Linked DNA regions of Homo sapiens: region 2 is linked to region 1. Evidence: chromatin loops called from intact Hi-C (ENCODE). Cell type or tissue: PC-3. All regions are shown on one strand. Each heading gives the region's core, and the rest is flanking DNA. Links, peaks and the distances in the headings are about the cores only. Region 1 holds the start of LOC105372551 (a long non-coding RNA gene). Region 2 overlaps KAT14 (lysine acetyltransferase 14).

Region 1 (4,396 bases), core at 308-4,307:
TGTGACTTCCCTTAAAAAGCTGCTGGTTATAATGAAACAGACAAGACAAAGTACACCAGAGCAGATATCACTACAAACAATCAGAGCCTTGGCTGCTGTAATTGTCACGGCTCCATAATACCATCCTTTTCTAAGAAGTTGAGATCATTTGCAGTTGTGACTTCATTTAGCCATACAACAAGCCTATCCATAGGTGGGCTATTATCATTCCCACTATGCCTCATGCAATGAGGACTGCCTCAAGGTTACCTGGGAAATTGGCCATAAAGACGAGACTGGAAACTTAGTTTTCATTAAGTTTTCACTTTCATTTTTGACCAATTACAGCTTGCCACCACTGGCAAGGCTCACAAGACATTTGGAAAAATGCCATCCAAATGTGAAAATGGCAATATTAAGCCTTCGGTGCTTGAAACACTCTCCAAAAGAAGATTGTCTTATATCACTAAAGAAACTGTAGAACATCTCTGGCTAACACACATGCCAAAAGCCCTGAGGTCTTTCACGTGTCATACCATGAAAATAAAATTTTAAAAAAAGATAAGAAGAAGTAGTAAAAATGAGGAGATAAAATCAGAAACATTCCTTTTCAACAAAACAGTGCAGGTAAGGGTGAGAGCAGTTCCTTCTGGAGCCCTCTAGTAAGAGGTGTTATAATACACATGAGAGGAAATCAAAGAAAGGGAAGACATACGTTGAAATGATTTGCCTTATTAAGACATCTAATTTTAATCTCCAGTTAACTGCAATCTTCTTCATATTGAGTGTACTTTTCAGTGACAATCAAGCAATCTGAAGCAGCTGGAGTTCTTCTTGGTCAACGCATGGACCTCCAACCTTTCAGGCATTCATGATCCCACATGATTGACAGAAGTCTCCACTCTTGAGCTAAAAACATGTCAGCCTGTTGTAATATGAAGCTTCTTTCCTAAGTCAGAAAAGTTAATGACAAATGTAATCAAAACACAGTTTTAAAATAAAATTGAAAGCATCTCTCTACAGCATTGATTTTAGAGTTTGGTTTCTACCTGGCCCAGTAATGCAACGCTTTCCTAGCAGACACCTCAAGACTTCAGGGCATCTTGGGAAGTGGGATGGAGCCCTAGACCTGGCTTTGAGGGCTGGCGCTGTGCAATCACCTGGGTGACCTCACACAAACCCCAGTCCCTATGTCTAGAACCTTCATCACAAAGGAATGGGCCAAACCAGAAGACTTCTGAGGCCCCTTTCTTGAACTTTCACCTGCTTATAAGTGAATTTGCTTGATTAGACTAGACATCATATTGAGAAGCCAGAATAGAGAAAAAGGAAAAAAAAATAGACTAGAGAACATCACTGCACACTTTTTTGGCCACACCTGGAGCCAGCTTGTGTCCCCCTTTGTGACATGTGCCTCTGCATCAGCAGAGAATATCTGATTGAACTTTGCACGCCAACAGAATGTTAAAGGCCTTTTTACACTTACTACATTGCCTTGTGATTATTTTTTTCTACCTCGTCATTTCCCCAATGAGACTATGAGCATCTTGGGTCCAGGAACAGGGTCCCTCCCCTTTGAATCCCAGGGGTTCAGCTGAGCAGGACACTGTAAACCCCTGATAAATGGCTGTTAGCTGTCTACATACATTATAGCATGTTGTCACACTAATATAACAGAATGTATTTATAAATATATAAATATATTTCTTATATAAATGAATATATTTATAATTAATATATATTTTGTTTTTAAAATTAATCTAATTAGTCATAATCCAAGATAACCTTCCTGTTTCTTAAAAAAAAAAAAAGACACAGTCCTGAAAAAAATCTGTTCCCTGGCAAAAAAACCCCACAAACTTGCACATCAATTAATTATTTTTCTTCTTATTTTTCTTTTCCTGCTTCTACCCCTGCATCAATAAATTTAAGCAGGCAAGATAATGAAACCCATTCATCTTATATTTTCAGTAGAATGTTGAACTCTACGGAACTCAAAATATATAAGCAAGACTGAATTCACTTTTTTTTTTTTTTTTTTTTTTTTTGAGACAGAGTCTTGCTCTGTCACCCAGGCTGGAGTGCAGTGGCGCAATCTCGGCTCACCGCAAATTCCACCTCCCAGGTTCAAGCAGTTCTCCTGCCTCAGCCTCCTGAGTAGCTAGGATTACAGGCATGTGCCACCATGCCCAGCTAGTATTTTAGTTATTATTTTTAGTAGAGATAGGGTTTCACCATGTTGGCCAGGCTGGTCTCGAACTCCTGACCTCAGGTGATCTACCCTCCTCGGCATCCCAAAGTGCTGGGATTACAGGTGTGAGCCACCATGCCCAGCCTGAATTCATTTTTGTAACAATTTTGAACAATAAGAAGTTGGAAGATGATAAAAAACCTAATCATTTAAATATCTGATCCTTGCTGGAACCCATAAATCAATTCTAGAACTCTGGACTTTCAATTCACTGAATTAGTAATTTCTTTCTTAGTGTCTGTCTTTTTAAAGATGATCACTTTATAGTCAATAATAGCACAGATCCTTTTATTTCATTTTGTAAAGGCCCAGTTTCATTAGAAGCACAGAATGTCATGTGTACAAAAGAAGAAAACATTCTGATGAAAATTTTTATTTTTAACAATCTGTTTTCCAGCTGTCCAAACAACTAGTGGCCACCAGGGCACCCGCAGTCTCCTCCCTTGTGTCCCTGAAGCTCATCAAGAGTTGCTCAACAGCCCGCAGAACCACGTGCCTGTCTCATTGTCCTTATCTTCCCATTTCAAGGTTTGAACCAACCCTTGAGTACAGTCCTTACCGAGTCAGCCCTGAGTGCCTTAGGGAAAGAAGTGAGACCGGGCATATCCCCTGGGAGGGGAAACATGTTGCAGCACATCATGACAAAAATATCAAGACAGAAGTTTATAAAATGTGCTAGGAAAATCGAAGGAAGAGGGTGGGGGTGGGAAAACTTCAGAGAAGCAGCGACAACTTGTGCTGGACCTGAAGGATGAATAAGAGCTGCCAGAGGGGACGGGCGCGGTGGCTCACATCTGTAATCTCAGCATTATGGGAGGCTGAGGTGGGAGGAATGCTTGAGCCCAGCAGGTTGAGACTGCAGTGAGCCACGACTGAGCTACTGTACTCCATCCTGGCCAAAAGAGAGAGCCCTGTGTCATAAATAAATGAATAAATAAATAAATTTTTAAAAAAATGTTTGCCAGAGGAAGAACGTGGTGGTATTCAATCCATGAAGTACAGGAGGCTTGATGCCCATCATTTTGAGGGAATTCTAAAATTTTAAGTAGTGAAAAGTGGCAGGGAATACCGTGGGATAGGGAGGAGAAACAGAAAGGAGAGCAGTGAATAGTGGTTAAAACTAGTGGCAGGTTGGGGTAGACTGGAACAGAGTGGAGATTTGATCCTGAAGGCAGTAGGAAGCCACTAGAGGTTTATAAGCAGTGCGGGTAAATGGTCCCAGTTCTGTTCAGATAACAGGGGAGCAGAAAATTGAAAAGAGGTGAGGAGACTTGGGAATGGCTAAAACACTAGCTGAGAAGCCACTGCATTAGTCCCAGGGAGAAATGACGAGGGCCCAAGACTTCATCCAATGCTGAGGCAATGGGAACAGAGAGATCCCGACAGATGTCCACATGCAGAGCACGCAGCAGGTGGTGGAGACTGATGTGTGTCAGGTGAAGGGAAAGGAACTCTAAGAAGGTACTTAATCATTTGTGAAACTGAGAGAAGAGTCAGGAAGTCAATGGAGATGTGGGGACTACAGGAGGAGAAAGAGGTTTGGGAGGGAAAGGACGGGATGAGTTTGAGGCATGCTCAGCTTAAAGTGCCTAATGGTCAGTCTAGCAGAGATGTCTGCCTAGCATTAGAGAATGGATCTGGAGCTCCAGAAAACTGATATGGGATGGATCTTGTATTCTCTCACACAAGAAGACAAAGTTCAATTTTGATTCAAGAGATCACAGAACCATTGTAATTGCAAAACAATGGAGCAATACTCCTTCTATTGATGGATAAAAGCAGGAAAGCTAATCTGGCAGCTGAAAAAGATGGCCCAGTGCCAGGTCAGACTGAGACATTTTTTGGTTTTGTTTTAGGGGTTCTTTGTGTTTTGGAGGGAATTGCAATTTTATTTCCTTGTTTGTTGTGGTCATCTAGATATTAACTGTCTCCTCCCCCTCCCAAGGATGTACTCAATTCCTAGGATCTGGTATAGACTTACTAATCACTGGTATGCATCTTTTTGTCTGCCTGGAGGCGACAAGATTGTGTTTTGTCACACTGGTTACAAGGCGAAAGGGTAAAAAGAAGGCAATTAAAAATAAAGTTATAATATAAATTGTACTGCTTCTCTCTTTGAAGGACTTCATTAGACCTATTAGGAGAGCTGTTTGATATGGTTGAGCA
Region 2 (4,396 bases), core at 82-4,081, 100 kb before region 1:
TTTGAAGAAGATGCCACCTAGGACTTTCATAGTTAGAGAGAAGTCAGTGCCTAGCTTCAGAGCTTCAAAGGACAAGCCAACTGTCTTGTTAGGGATTAATGCAACTGGTGACTTTCAGTTGGAGCCAGTGATCATTTACTCTTCCAAAAATCTTAGGGCCCTTATAAATTATCCTGAATCTACCCTGGCTGTGCTCTATAAATATAGCAGCAAAGCTTGGATGACAGCATATCTGTTTACAGCATGGTTTACTGAATATTCTAAGCCCACTATTGAAAGCTACTACTCAGAGAAAAAGATTATTTTCTTTTTTGAGACGGAGTCTTGCTCTGTCGCCCAGGCTGGAGTGCAGTGGCGCAATCTCGGCTCACTGCAAGCTCCACCTCCCAGGTTCATGCCATTCTCCTGCCTCAGCCTCCTGAGTAGCTGGGACTACAGGCGTCCGCCACCATGCCCAGCTTATTTTTTGTATTTTTTTTAGTAGAGACGGGATTTCACCGTGTTAGCCAGGAGGGCCTCGATCTCCTGACCTCGTGGTCCGCCCGCCTCGGCCTCCCAAAGTGCTGGGATTACAGGCATGAGCCACCGTGCCCGGCCTGAAAAAGATTATTTTCAAACAATTACTGCTCATTGACAATGTACCTGGTCACCCAAGAGTTCTGATTGAGAGGTTTAAGATTAGTATTATTTTCATGCCTGCTAAAACAACATCTATTCTGTAACCCATGGATCAAGGAGTAATTTTGACTTTCAAGTCTTACCATTTAAGACTCTTTTTAAGGCTATTGCTATCATAGATAGTGATTCCTCTGATAGATCTGGGCAAAGACATTGAAAACCTTCTGGAAAAGGAGTCATCATTCTAGATGCCATTAAGAACATTTGTGATTCATGGGAGGAATCAAAATTTCAACATTTACAGGAGTTTGGAAGAAGTTGATTCCAAGCCTCATGGATGACTTTTGAGGGGTTCAAGACTTCAGTGGAAGAAGTCACTGTGGATGTGGAAAGAGCAAGAGAACTAGAATTAGAAGTGGAGCCTGAAGATGTGACCGATAAATGTCATGATAAAACTTGAATGAATAAGTGTTGCTTCTTATGGATGAGCAAAGAAAGTGGTTTTTTGAGATGCTATCTACTCCTGCTAAAGATGCTATGAACATTGTTGAAATCTCACAACAAAAGATTTAGAATATTGCATAAACTTAGTTGATAAGTTAGTGGCACAGTTTGACTCAGATTTTGAAAGAAGTTATGTTGTGGGTGAAATGCTGTCAAACAGCATCACATGGCCAGGCACAGTGGCTCACGCCTGTAATCCCAGCACTTTGGGAGGCCGAGGCGGGCGGATCACGTGAGGTCAGGAGTTTGAGACCAGCCTGGCCAACATAGTGAAACCCTGTCTTTACTGAAAATACAAAAATTAGCCAGGCGTGGTGGTGTACACCTGTAGTCCCAGCTACTTGGGAGGCTGAGGCAGGAGAATCGCTTGAACCTGGGAGGTGGAGGTCTCAGTTAGCTGAGATCATACCCCTGCACTGTAGCCTAGGCAACAGGGCAAGACTCTGTCTCAAAAAAACCAATATCTTTTGTGAAAGGAAGAGCAGGTCAATGTGGCATGCTTCAGTGTTGTCTTATTTTAAGAAATTGCCCCAGCCATCCCAACCTTCAGCAGCCACCACCACCCTGATCAGTTGGCAACCATCAATATTGAGGCAAGAGCCTCTACCAATAAAATGATTGACTCACTGAAGGCTCAGATGATCATTGGCATTTTTTAACAATAAAGTGTTTAAAATTAAGTCACACATTTTTTTCTTAGACATAATGCTGTTATTGCACACAACAACAATATAGTGTCAACTTTTTTTTTTTTATTTGAGACAGAGTCTCACTCTGTCACCCAGGCTGGAGTGCAGTGGTGCGATCTCGGCTTACTGCAGCCTCCACCTCCTGGGTTCAAGCGATTCTTCTGCCTCAGCCTCCCGAGTAGCTGGGACTAAAGGTGCGTGCCACCACGCCCAGCTAATTTTTGTATTTTTAGTAGAGATGGGATTTCACCATATTGGCCAGGCTGGTCTTGAACTCCTGACCTCGTGATCCGCCCGCCTCGGCCTCCCAAAGTGCTGGAATTACAGGTTTGAGCCACTACGCCTGGCCACTTTTTTTTTTTTTTTGAGACAGTGTCTCGCTGTCACCCAGGCTGGAGTGTAGTGGCACAATCATGGCTCACTGTAGCTGTCAGTTGACTTCCTGGGCTCATGCAGTCCTCCCACTTCAGCCTCCCAATGTGCTGGTATTACAGGCATGAGCCACCACACCCAGCCTTAAACATAATTTTTATATGCACTGGGACACCAAAAACTTGTGCAGCTTGCTTTATTATGACATTCACTTTATTGCAGTGGTCTGGCACTGATCCTGCAATGTCTCTGAGGTGTGCCTATATTTTAAATTCCCAGTCCAGTAGCTGTAACATCTTTGCCATATCTCAGTCTGGTTCTGATGTTTGTTCTGTGTCTTCAAGCTGTGTTTTTTTGCCTTTATACCTTGTAATTTTTTGTTGAAAGCCAAAGATGATGTTCTGGGTAAGAGGAGCTGTGATAAGTAGGCTGTTGGAAATGGGGGAGGTGTGGGCAGGGAAAGCCCTCTATAGCTCTGTGAGTAGTTCTCAGTCTTTTTTGAGCCTGTGCTCTGGGCTGTGGACTAAAAGTGCTTCTCAGTTTTCTCTCCGGTCAGCTGGGACAGGATGGCTAGAGGGTGTGAAGTTAGGTATTTCTCTTCCCCCAGGTGAGTTAGGCTCTGATTAAATCCCAATAGGTTAGGCTCTGATAAAAATAACTTCTCCTGAGGGCAGGTGTTACTAAGAACACAATGCTGTGTTTTATTTTAAGATGGTTCCTTTTCCCCTCCTCCATCTGGAATCAAGAGGGGAGTTTTCTTTGATATTCACTGTGAGAACCTGGTCCAACTTCTGGAGGTGAACCTTGTGGAGTGGAGTTTTTATCCTTAGACTTGTCCGCATTGAGCCTTCAGCAATTTTCAGTTCTTCAGGGCTTTCCCGCCTTGATGCTGGTTCCCACAGAGGCTCTGCTCCCGTGTGCTGTGATTCTCTTTCTCTCCAAATTTGAGGGCAGTGGTTTGCCTTGTTATCTCATGTCTTTTACGGATCTACAAGAGTTCTTGATTTTTCACTTTGTTCAGTGGTTTACTTGTTAGGCTGGAGGAATGACTTCTAAGCTTCTTGCCTGCCAGAGTGGAAATCAGAAGTCCTTGGATATGCTGCTGTGATCTAGGAAATTCCCCATTATTGCTTCTTTAAATATGTTCCTCCTTTATCTTTTCCTCTTCTGCACTCTGAATATGGATGTTAACACCATTACTTCTTTTTTTTTTTTTTGTCTTTTCTTTTGCTTTTTAAACAAAATCCTTAACCAGTCCCTGACATCATTTGTTGAGTGCTTTATTTCAGTGATCATGTGTTTAATATCTGGTAATGAATAAGAGATGCTTCATAATTACTCATTCCTGCTTCCAGGCTCCTCCATTACCTTGGAGGCTATTTCTTATGCTTTTTCTTCCTTAACAGCTTTATTAACATACAGTTCATATACCTTACAATTCACCTATTTAAAGTGTACAGTTGACGGGTTCCTAATATATTCACAAAGTTGAACCATAATCAATTTTAGAACATTTTGTTAACCCACAAAGAATCCCTGAACCCTTTAGCTGTTACTACCCAAAACTCCCTATTCCTACTGCCCATGAATTGACTTTCTGCCTCTGTAGATTTATGTACTCTGGACATTTCACATAAATGGAGTCATATAATATGTGGCCTTTGGTGAACACTTTCTTTCACTTAGCATAATGTTTTCAAGATTCATCCATATTGTAACATATATTAGTATTCCTAAATATGGCTTAATATTCCATTGTATGGATAGACCACATTTGGTTTATCCATTCATCAGTTGATGGACTTTTGGGTTGTTTCTACCTTTTGACTATGAACATAAATACTGCTTTGAACATATGTATACAAGTTTTTGTGTGGACACACATTTTTATTTCTCTGAGTGTAGATCTAGGAGTGGAATTGCTTTGTCAAATGTAACTCTGTGTTTAACTTTTTGAAGGATTGCTAGACTGTCTTCCAAAGTGGCTGTGCCGTTTTACATTCCCACCAAGCAGGGTATGAAGATTCTGATTTCTCCACACATCCTTGCCATATTGTTGTTGTCTGTCTTTTTTATTATAGCCATCCTACTGAGTATGAAGTGTAGTATCTCATTGCAGTTTTGATTTGCATTTCTTTGATGACTATTATACTTTAAAATTCTTGTCTGTTTGGTAAATTAAGTGTGCCTTTTCCTGTAATAGCTTGTTTAGT

The links. Peaks named below come from ENCODE experiments on the same cell type or tissue, not always from the same donor. Only the 100,000 strongest peaks of a DNase experiment are listed, where the experiment ranks them.
Region 2: it touches region 1 in a loop (2.9-fold over the local background); 3 of 110 quality-filtered maps call a loop at or near these places.

Annotation. Positions count from the first base shown.
Region 1 is chr20:18,269,929-18,274,324 of GRCh38, forward strand. It overlaps LOC124904876 (a long non-coding RNA gene), which reads left to right. Exons shown (of 3, transcript XR_007067544.1): 2 at 2,628-2,758. LOC105372551 (a long non-coding RNA gene) reads right to left here and starts at 1,233. Exons shown (of 2, transcript XR_937302.3): 1 at 1,029-1,233; 2 at 702-928. In PC-3, for the core only: a CTCF peak has its summit at 2,662; no DNase peak of the experiment used is centred there.
Region 2 is chr20:18,170,240-18,174,635 of GRCh38, forward strand. All of the region lies in intron 7 of KAT14 (lysine acetyltransferase 14), which reads left to right. Among named protein-coding and RNA genes, the nearest start is that of PET117, 35 kb to the left of the region's middle. In PC-3, for the core only: no CTCF peak of the experiment used is centred there; no DNase peak of the experiment used is centred there; H3K27ac peaks cover 463 bases.